Linked DNA regions of Homo sapiens: region 2 is linked to region 1. A link is an interaction called in ENCODE POLR2A ChIA-PET data of the cell type or tissue named here. Cell type or tissue: PC-9. All regions are shown on one strand. Links, peaks and the distances in the headings refer to the core of each region. The heading gives the core; the rest is flanking DNA.

The links. ChIA-PET counts read pairs that join two places held together with the same protein. Peaks named below come from ENCODE experiments on the same cell type or tissue, not always from the same donor. Only the 100,000 strongest peaks of a DNase experiment are listed, where the experiment ranks them.
Region 2: POLR2A ChIA-PET joins it to region 1 with 7 read pairs; 3 of 35 experiments call an interaction of 5 or more read pairs at or near these places.

Annotation. Positions count from the first base shown.
Region 1 is chr3:195,696,420-195,700,806 of GRCh38, reverse strand. All of the region lies in intron 2 of MIR570HG (MIR570 host gene), which reads right to left. It overlaps MIR570 (microRNA 570), which reads right to left and starts at 1,406; the gene lies at 1,310-1,406. LOC124909477 (a long non-coding RNA gene) reads right to left here and starts at 4,262. Exons shown (of 2, transcript XR_007096227.1): 1 at 4,218-4,262; 2 at 1,737-1,777. In PC-9, for the core only: no CTCF peak of the experiment used is centred there; DNase peaks (open chromatin) are centred at 2,026 and 2,766; H3K4me3 peaks cover 947 bases; H3K27ac peaks cover 3,402 bases.
Region 2 is chr3:195,845,353-195,849,739 of GRCh38, reverse strand. All of the region lies in intron 1 of LINC01983 (long intergenic non-protein coding RNA 1983), which reads left to right. It overlaps LOC107984010 (a long non-coding RNA gene), which reads left to right and starts at 2,630. Exons shown (of 2, transcript XR_924880.3): 1 at 2,630-2,703. In PC-9, for the core only: no CTCF peak of the experiment used is centred there; DNase peaks (open chromatin) are centred at 549 and 2,399; H3K4me3 peaks cover 352 bases; H3K27ac peaks cover 3,243 bases.

The sequences.
Region 1 (4,387 bases), core at 132-4,131:
TTGACAATAGTATTGTTACTATTTTTTATTTTGGTGATTCTTTTTTTTTTTTTTTTTTTTGAGACATAATCTTGCTCTGTCGCCCAGGCTGGAGCGCAGTGGCATGATCTCAGCTTACTGCAACCTCCGTCTCCTGGGTTTAAGCAATTATCTTGCCTCAGCCTCCCAAGGTGCTAGGACTACAGGCGTGTGCCACCACACCTGGCTAATTTTTGTGTTTTCAGCAGAGACAGGGTTTTGCCATGTTGGCCAGGTTGGTCTTGAATTCCTGATCTCATGTGATCTGCCTGCCCCAGCCTCCCAAAGTGTTGGGATTACAGGTGTGAGCCACCATGCCTGGCCTTATTTTGTTGATTCTAACACGTGGTGATATCTCCTGGTTTAAAGAAGCGTTTCCCTAATGGTATCAAACATCTTTTCATGTGCTTATTTGCAATCTGTATATCTTCTCCAGTGAAATGTTGCTTTGTATCTTTTGCTCATGTTCTAATTGCATTCTTTGTTTTGTTACTATTTTAAGACTTTTAAATGTATTCTAGATACTAGTCCTTTGCAAATATAGTCATGCATCGCATAAGGACATTTTGGTCAATGACAAACTGCATATAGGATGCGGTCCCATAAGATTATAATAATGGGCCTGAAAAAATTCCTGTTGCCGAGTGCAATGCTACTCATGTGTCTAGTGATGCTCGTGTAAAGCTACTGTGCTGCCACTTGCATAAAAGCACAGCGCACACCATTCTGTACAGTACACAATACTTGATAATGATAATAAATGTGTTCCTGGATAGCACAGCACACACCATTCTGTACAATACACAATACGTGATAATGATAATAAATGTGTTCCTGGTTTATGTATTTACTATAATATACTATTGATCAGTGTTTTAGAGTGTACTCCTTCTCTCTATAAAAGAATTAAGTGAACTAGCAGGCCCTTTGGGAAGTACTGTAGAAGGCATTGTTACCACAGGCGATGACAGCTCCATGTGTGTTATTGCCCCTGAAGACCTTCCAGAGAGACAAAATGTGGAGGTGGAAGACAGTGATACTGATGACCCTGACCCTGTGTGGATCTAGGCTAACATGTGTTTTTGTGTCTTAGTTTTCAACAAAAAAGTTTAAAAAGTTAAAATACTAAGTTTATAAAGTTAAAAAGTTACAGTAAGCTAAGGCTGACTTATTGAAAAAATGTGCTTATACATGTAATATAGCTAAGCTGGCTTTTGCAAACATAGAGTCCTGTGGATGTTATGCTGACTTCGGCTTGGGGTTTTTCACAGAGAGAAGCATGGCAAGGGGGACTCCATCAGGTTGGTGCAAAGGTAATTGCTGTTTTCGCAATTAAAATAATGGGAAAAACTGCAATTACCTTTGCACCCACCTAATAACTTATCTAGGGGACTCTTTCTCCACCCAAAACCCAGGACACTTGGCCCACAACTACATCACCACCCCAGGGTTCCAGGACACTTGGCCCATGACTACATCACCACCCCAGGGTTCCAGGACACTTGGCCCACAACTACATCACCACCCCAGGGTTCCAGGACACTTGGCCCATGACTACATCACCACCCCAGGGTTCTTTACTATAGTTTTCTTGTTCTTCCTTCAATTACGTGTGACATTCCCAACTCCAAGATTCTTCCAGTCCTTCTCTCCCCCTTCATCTAAAGCAGGCTGTCATGAGTTTCTGTCAGCTGCAATCAAGAGTCATGACTCTTACAGTGGGTAGGATTACTCCCTTTTTTGTTGTCATTAAGGAAACCTGTAAGAGGAAAAACAAACACACTTTATGTGGAGAGACAGGGAAAGTTGTTCTATTCAGTCTGGAATCTAGTCCCTCAGCTGGTGGTCCACCTTCGGATTCACTGGTCTTGGGAGTAAGACGGTGCCTTGTAGTCAAAGAAGTGAGGAATTCTGGTGCCTCCTGAGGGTGGAACTGAGGAGAGGAGACGTGAGAGAGGATGCTGGAAAGGAGGAAGCAGCCAGAATGTGTAGGGCCTTTGTGGCCAGGCCAAGGAGCCTCAGGGAATATCTGAGCGTCTTAAATAGGTCAGAGGGCAATTCTGAAAACAAACTCCTTCTACCTGCTGTGTAGGCAATGAGTTGTCATTGTTAGATAGAGGATAAAATGAACCCAATTAGATTATTGCCATCATTCCAGTGATTGAAGATGTTGATCTGTAATAGGGTAATGGCCATACACTTTCGAGAGGAAAAATGTTCAAATTTAGGGGATAATTAGAAATCTGCACTTACAGCCCTTGGTGACACTTTTCCTATGAGCCAAACGGAGAGGGGGAGAGAGAGAGAAGGTGGACAGTCACCGACATATGAGGCAGTGGAAGAGGAACAGGCATGGATAGGAAGAGAATTGTGGGACACACTGGGTTCGAGATGCCTGTGTGAGACAGTCTCATGAATATGTCCAGTAGTATATTGACCAAGCAAGTCTGTCAGGAGCCTCTGGAAATGAGGTACAGAATTTGATAGTCATCACTATGGAGATGGTAACCTGAGCCGTGAGAGAAGCTAAAATCCCCGGGGAGAGGATGTAGAATGAGAGGAGAAAATGGGCCAGGACAAACACAAGGAATGCTCGGAGGGAGGGGCAAAACCAGAACAGTACAGCGTCCCCAAACCAAGGAAAAGAATGTTGCCAGAAGAGGAGAGTCAGGCTGTTTCAAACTCTGCTAAGAAGTGAAGGATGTTGCATATTGAGTAGAGTCCATTGGGGTTACCAGTCAGGCTGACTCAGGGATCCTCTTTGGCAGAAGTAGTTCCAATGAAGTGGGAGGAGGAAGGGAGGAGCAGAGGCCAAATGAGCGTGAGGAGTGTTTAGGAGTTGACAGAAAGTGTATCCACTTTTTTGAGACGTTTAGCCAGGAAGAGGGAGAGACATGGGGCAGTAGGTGGAGGAGGAGATGAAATTAAGGGAGTGTATGGAGTTTTAAAATGGAAAGCTTGATCCTGTTTAAATGCTGTTTTATGCCCCTACGAGGGCGAGGTTAAACATACAGAATAGAGGCATAACTGATAGAGCCAAGACTCCCACCCAGGAGCGGGTTTCGAGCGGCACCTCTCTAATTCAATCCCAAAGGAAAAGAGGATACATGTGGGTCCAGGTACATGCTGAGGTTTGGTGGCAGGACTTTGAAGGAGGTCCCATCTGATGGCTTCTATTTCTCCTGTGAAATAGGGGAAGCCCTGTCTGCTGGTTGTGATGTGCCGTGACAGTCAGAAATGCGGGGAAAAGGGGACAGGTCTGAAACGGGAGGCGTTAAGAATGGGAAAGTAAAGGCAGGCGCGATGGCTCACGCCTGTAATCCCAGCACTTTGGGAGCTCGAGGCGGGTGGATCACCTGAAGTCGGGCATTTGAGACCAGCCTGGCCAACATGGTGTAACCCCATCTCTACTAAAAATACAAAAATTAGCCAGGCATGGTGGTGTGTGCCTGTAATCCCAGCTACTTGGGAGGCTGAGGCAGGAGAATCGCTTGAACCCAGGAGGTGGAGGGTGCAGTGAGCTGAGATCGCGCCGCTGCACTCCAGACTGGGTGGCAAAGCGAGACTCCAACTCAAAAAAAAAAAAAAAAAAGAATGGGAAAGGGAGAGTGTCTGGGGAAGCAGCGTTGCCTCGGCAAGGCCTGAGACCGGCTGGGGTTAGAGATCAGGACTCCCGCGTGGCCTCGTCTCTGCCTCTGTGCATTTTCCCCCAGCAGGTCAGCAGTGTGAAAGGCGGGGGTTCTAGTAGGTCTCACAGGGAGACAATGCAGGAAGGGGCTGAGAATTGCAAGTGAGAGGTTATTGGTAGGACGGACAATGCAGGAGCTGGATGGACTGCACGGACTGAGCGATCGCCACCGAGAGATATTTGGGGTACCCTGCCCCAGTCCCCAGCCCTCAGCCCCCGACCCACCATGGGAGGTGGGAGCAGCGGGCAGGCCGGTTGGGGGCCAGATACCCAGGCAGTGGGATGTGCAGTGGGAGGGGTCTCCGCCCCTGCCCCGGGTCCCCACTGGCCCCTCCGCCGCCGACCGGCCCCCCCGCGGCATCCCAGAGCCGACCCAGGCCCAACTAGAGGAATGGCTGCAGAGCTGGGATCCTAATGACACAGGACAGTGGTGGAGCGTTAAGAGCTCGGTGGTAAACGTGCACTGAAATACAGTCATGCTGTGCAGAAGCTCTCTAGTTTCATTAGATACCTTTTGTCAATTTTGGCTTTTGTTGCCATTTCTTTTGGTGTTTTAGTCATGAAGTCTTTGCCCATGCTTACGTCCTCAATGGTGTTGCCTAGGTTTTCTTCTAGGATTTTTCTGGTTTTAGGTCTCACGTTTAAATCTTTAATGCATCTTGAGTTAATTTTTGTATAAGT
Region 2 (4,387 bases), core at 317-4,316, 150 kb before region 1:
GGGATTAAACTCCCCAGGGTTCTATTAGGGGAGGTGACTGTGTGAGAGAAAATAAGGAGGCAGCCAGAGGAGCTGGGAGAGCCTTCAGACGGCCATGCAAGTCTGCACCTGCGTGAAGGAACGAGGGAGGGAGCGCCCCAGACCCGCCGTGTGCCTTCCTACCCCTGCCCTCCCACCCCTGCCGCAGCCAGCCGCTGCCTGGGGCTGCCCCGGGAGGCCCGGCCTCAGCGCACACCACGCTCAGGTGTGCAGCCTTCCAAGGGCTGCAGCTGGGCCTCGGAGTGATGGGAGGTCCCTTCCTCTTCGTGGCCACCTCACCAGTGTCATGGCTAGGAACGTGGGCTTTCGTCAAGACCGCCTGGGCATACCCCACTCCCGCCTGGGTGTAGGATCGCGAACAACTTTCTCACCCTTCTCGAGCCTTGGTTTTCTCTTCCGTATCATAGACATCAAAAGAATTTGCCACAAAGAGTGGTCACAATGCTAAGTGCTTGGCATGCGGTAGAGACTCGATCATCCTTAGCTGTTGTTATTCGTGTCAGAGGCGTGTGAACCAGAGCGACTGCATCTTGAATGGGAGCTGGGTAACATGAGGCCGAAACCTACTGGGCTGCATTCCCAGATGGTGAAGGCATTCTAAGTCACAGGATGAGATAGGAGGTTGGCACAAGATACAGGTCATAAAGACCTTGCTGATAAAACAGGGTGCAGTAAAGAAACCGGCTCAATCCCACCAAAACCAAGATGGCCATGAGAGTGACCTCTGGGCGTCCTCATGGCTACACGCCCACCAGCACCATGACAGTTTACAAATGCCATGGCAACATCAGGAAGTTCCCCTACATGGTCTAGCAAGGGGAGGCATGGATAATCCACCCCTTGTTTAGCATATCAGCAAGAGAGAGCCATAAAAATGGGCAAAGCAGCCCTCAGGCCTCCATCTGTGGTGCAGCTGTTCTTTTATTCCTCTACTTTCTTAATAAACTTGCTTTCGGGCCGGGCATGGTGGCTCACGCCTGTCATCCCAGCACTTTGAGAGGCCAGGGGCTGGGGCGGGTGGTGGATCATGAGGTCAAGAGTTCGAGACCAGCCTGGCCAACATGGTGAAACCCTGTCTCTACTAAAAATACAAAAATTAGCCAGGCGTGGTGCGGGCGCCTGTAATCCCAGCTACTCGGGAGGCTGAGGCAGGTGAATGGCTTGAACCTGGGAGCCGGAGGTTGCAGTGAACCGAGATCATGCCACTGCACTCCAGCCTGGGTGACAGAGCGACTCTGTCTCGAAATAAAAACAAACAAACAAAAAAATAAACTTGCTTTCACTTTACAGACACACCCTGAATTATTTCTTGCACAAGATCCAAGAACCCTCTCTTGGGATCTAGATCGAGACCCCTTCCTTGTAACATTAGGACTCTTCAACTATTCCCATGTTATCTGAAAGAGTGTAAAGATACAGTCTATTCCAGAAGGAAATCTTTCTTGTAAATCCATCAAATATTTACATGTTCAGAGCCGCCTTCGCCCAGGATGGGGACACTGGGGATTCTTTCTGCTCTACCCTAGCTTTTCCCTCCCTCCTCCACATCCAGGGGGTCCTGGAGGCCCTTCTATCCACCCAGGACCTTGGCTCCGTCCAATCTTCCTCTTCCTGGAGCAGACGAGAAGACTTTAGGAGCCATGGAGGAGGGGAGAGGGTGAAAGAAAATGGCCCTCGGAAAGGCACAGCCACAAAACCAGCGCACCTTTCTTTTGCCATCATTGGTGGCCTCACGACTCTGGTGCACTGTTATGCTGAGAGCATCTCTATTTCCCCTCCATTTTCATAAAGATACCCCCACCCCCAGGAAGGGTGTGGGGGCCAACTCGGTGGCCTGTAGCGTTGTCCATGGATGAGCAGGAGAAGCACTGGGGAGGGTGTGGCCTGGTCCGGCTTGGAGGTGGGGGAGGCGCTGTGCAGGGCTGCTCCTGGGAGTCTGCAGAGGTGGGCACAGGGTGAACCGAAGGTGTGGTGTCCGGGGCGGGGGTGATCAGGGAGGAAGCCCCTCCTTGGTCCCAGGGAGCAAGACCCAGGCCTGAACCGAGGCACCAAGCAGGAAGTGCCAGGGTTTGTGACAGGCTGGAAAGGAGGGAAGGGGGCAGCGCAGGCCAGCCCAGGACAGCCGGGACTGCCCTCCTCCGGGCGTGTGGACAGATCAGGCATGTCACCGGTGGGGCCCCGCACCTAGCGCCAGCCCCAGCTAGACCCATCACCGGCCTGTGCCTTCTTTTCTCCCCAGGACAGGCTTGGCCGTGGTCATTCCAGAGGGGCCCAGAGGCGGTGAGACTCTGGGGCAAGTCCTTGCTCTGCAGCCTTGTCCTCCTGGTGACCCCATCATCTCTGCTGACCCATGTTCCGCAAGCCGAGTGACTAATGCACAAAACCTCCCTGGGGAGAGCAGAGACCAGGCCACACTCCGAAATGGAAACGGAGCCCAAAGGGGTGTGGCTGATAACCTGGGCAACCTCTTTCTCTGCCCATAGGTGCCAAGAGAGGAGCGAGGCCCAGGGCGGGGGAGGAAGAGGGCAAGGGTCAGAAGTGGGCAGGCAGAGGGAGTGGACACCAGACAGCTGGGGAAAGATTTCCCACTAGACAGGAAGCTCCATGAGGGCAGAGACCAGGTTTATCTCCTGTACCCACAGCCTGGCAAGTAACAGGTACACGGTAAGTACTCATGAGCCACCGCACCCGGCCCCCTTGTCTGATCTTGGTGATCTTGGTGGGGAAAATTATATACTTGCCCAGTGGGAAGATGTTTTGATCTAAAACTGCTTAATGATTTTTTTGCCACTCTCTGTCATTCGGTTCTGCCGTTTAGTTGCAGCCTAGCCTGGGAGGTCTCGTCCCACAGCCTCACTGGGGAGGCAGAGTCACCCACTGGCTATTTTTCCAGCCTCAGCAGACATCTCTATAACTGCTGTCACACTTTTGCTAATTTTACTGAAAGATGCGACAAAATCCCTGCAAACAAGTTGTGATGTGAGCTGCCTTCAGCTTCTGATACGATTCCTCCTTCGAAAACATGCACCAGCCCCCCGCATGGGACTTTGCTGGTCACTTCATATTCCACTGGAGGCCACCGCCAAGGTTTGCAGGAAGCCCGTGGGTCTTGAAGAGCTAAACTGAAAGGTTAGCCAACTCCAGAGACTGACCTCCTCGGAAGAGTCTGATCACTTTTCTCGTTTCCTGAGGAGTGGTTAGTAACATAGGCAAAGCCAGAATTTCCCATAGCTGCCTAGGGAAAGAAGGACAATTTTTGTCCTAGTTACATTTGCCAAAGCAAAACAAAATAACAAAGCATAACTCTTCTCCACTGTTCACAGCTTCCATAATCGATCTGCACGGCCAGACCTCCTGGGTCCCCTACCCTGGGCCCTGCTCCCTCACAGGCCAGGGTGTCTGTAGGAGGGCCTCCATTCTAGGTTGAGATCCAGTGCTCTCCTCTGGTCCAGGATTACTGCTATTTCCATTTATTTTTTTTTTTTAGGTAAAAAATTGTTATTCTTATTTAACCATGCTGCATATATACAACAATATCAATATATACAACTTGAACAGATACAATTTATACATAAAGTACAATGAAAGCATGCCTTTTGAAATTGATGCAGCTGACTTACTCTTCACTTTGTAATTTTGGCCAGTATACAGTATTGCAGTAATACTGCTGAAGTTATTAATTATTTAAATGAGTTAGATTACATCATAAGTTTAAGGGCACTAGAAAATCTATGTTTTCCCAGCCTGGGCAACATGGTAAAAATGCATCTCTACAAAAAATACAAAAATTGGCCTGAAGAGGTGGTGCATGCCTGTAGTCTCAGACTTGGGGGACTGAGGCAGGGGGATCGCTTGAACCTCAGGAGGTTGAAGCTGCAGTGAGTGGGGATTGCACCACTGCACTCTAGCCTGGGTGACAAAGTGAGAACAAGAAAGAAAGAAAGAGATAAAGAGAGAAAGAGAGAGAGCAAGCGAGAAAGAGGGAGGAAGGGAGGAAGGATGGAGAAAGAAAGGAAAGAAAGAAAGAAAGAGAAAGAAAGAAAGAAAAAGAGTGAGGGAGGGAGGAAGGAGAGAGAAGAAAGAAAGAACGAAAGAATGAGAAAGAAAGAAAAAGATCTATGTTTTCTTCTATTCTTCTAGGATTTTTGTTTTTGTTTTTGTTGAGACGGAGTTTCACTCTTGTTGCCCAGGCTGGAGTGTAATGGCACGATCTCGGCTCACCACAACCTCTGCCTTCCGGGTTCAAGCAATTCTCCTGCCTCAGCCTCCCAAGTAGCTGGGATTACAGGCATGCACCACCACGCCCGGCTAATTTCGTAATTGTAGTAGAGACGGGGTTTCACCATGT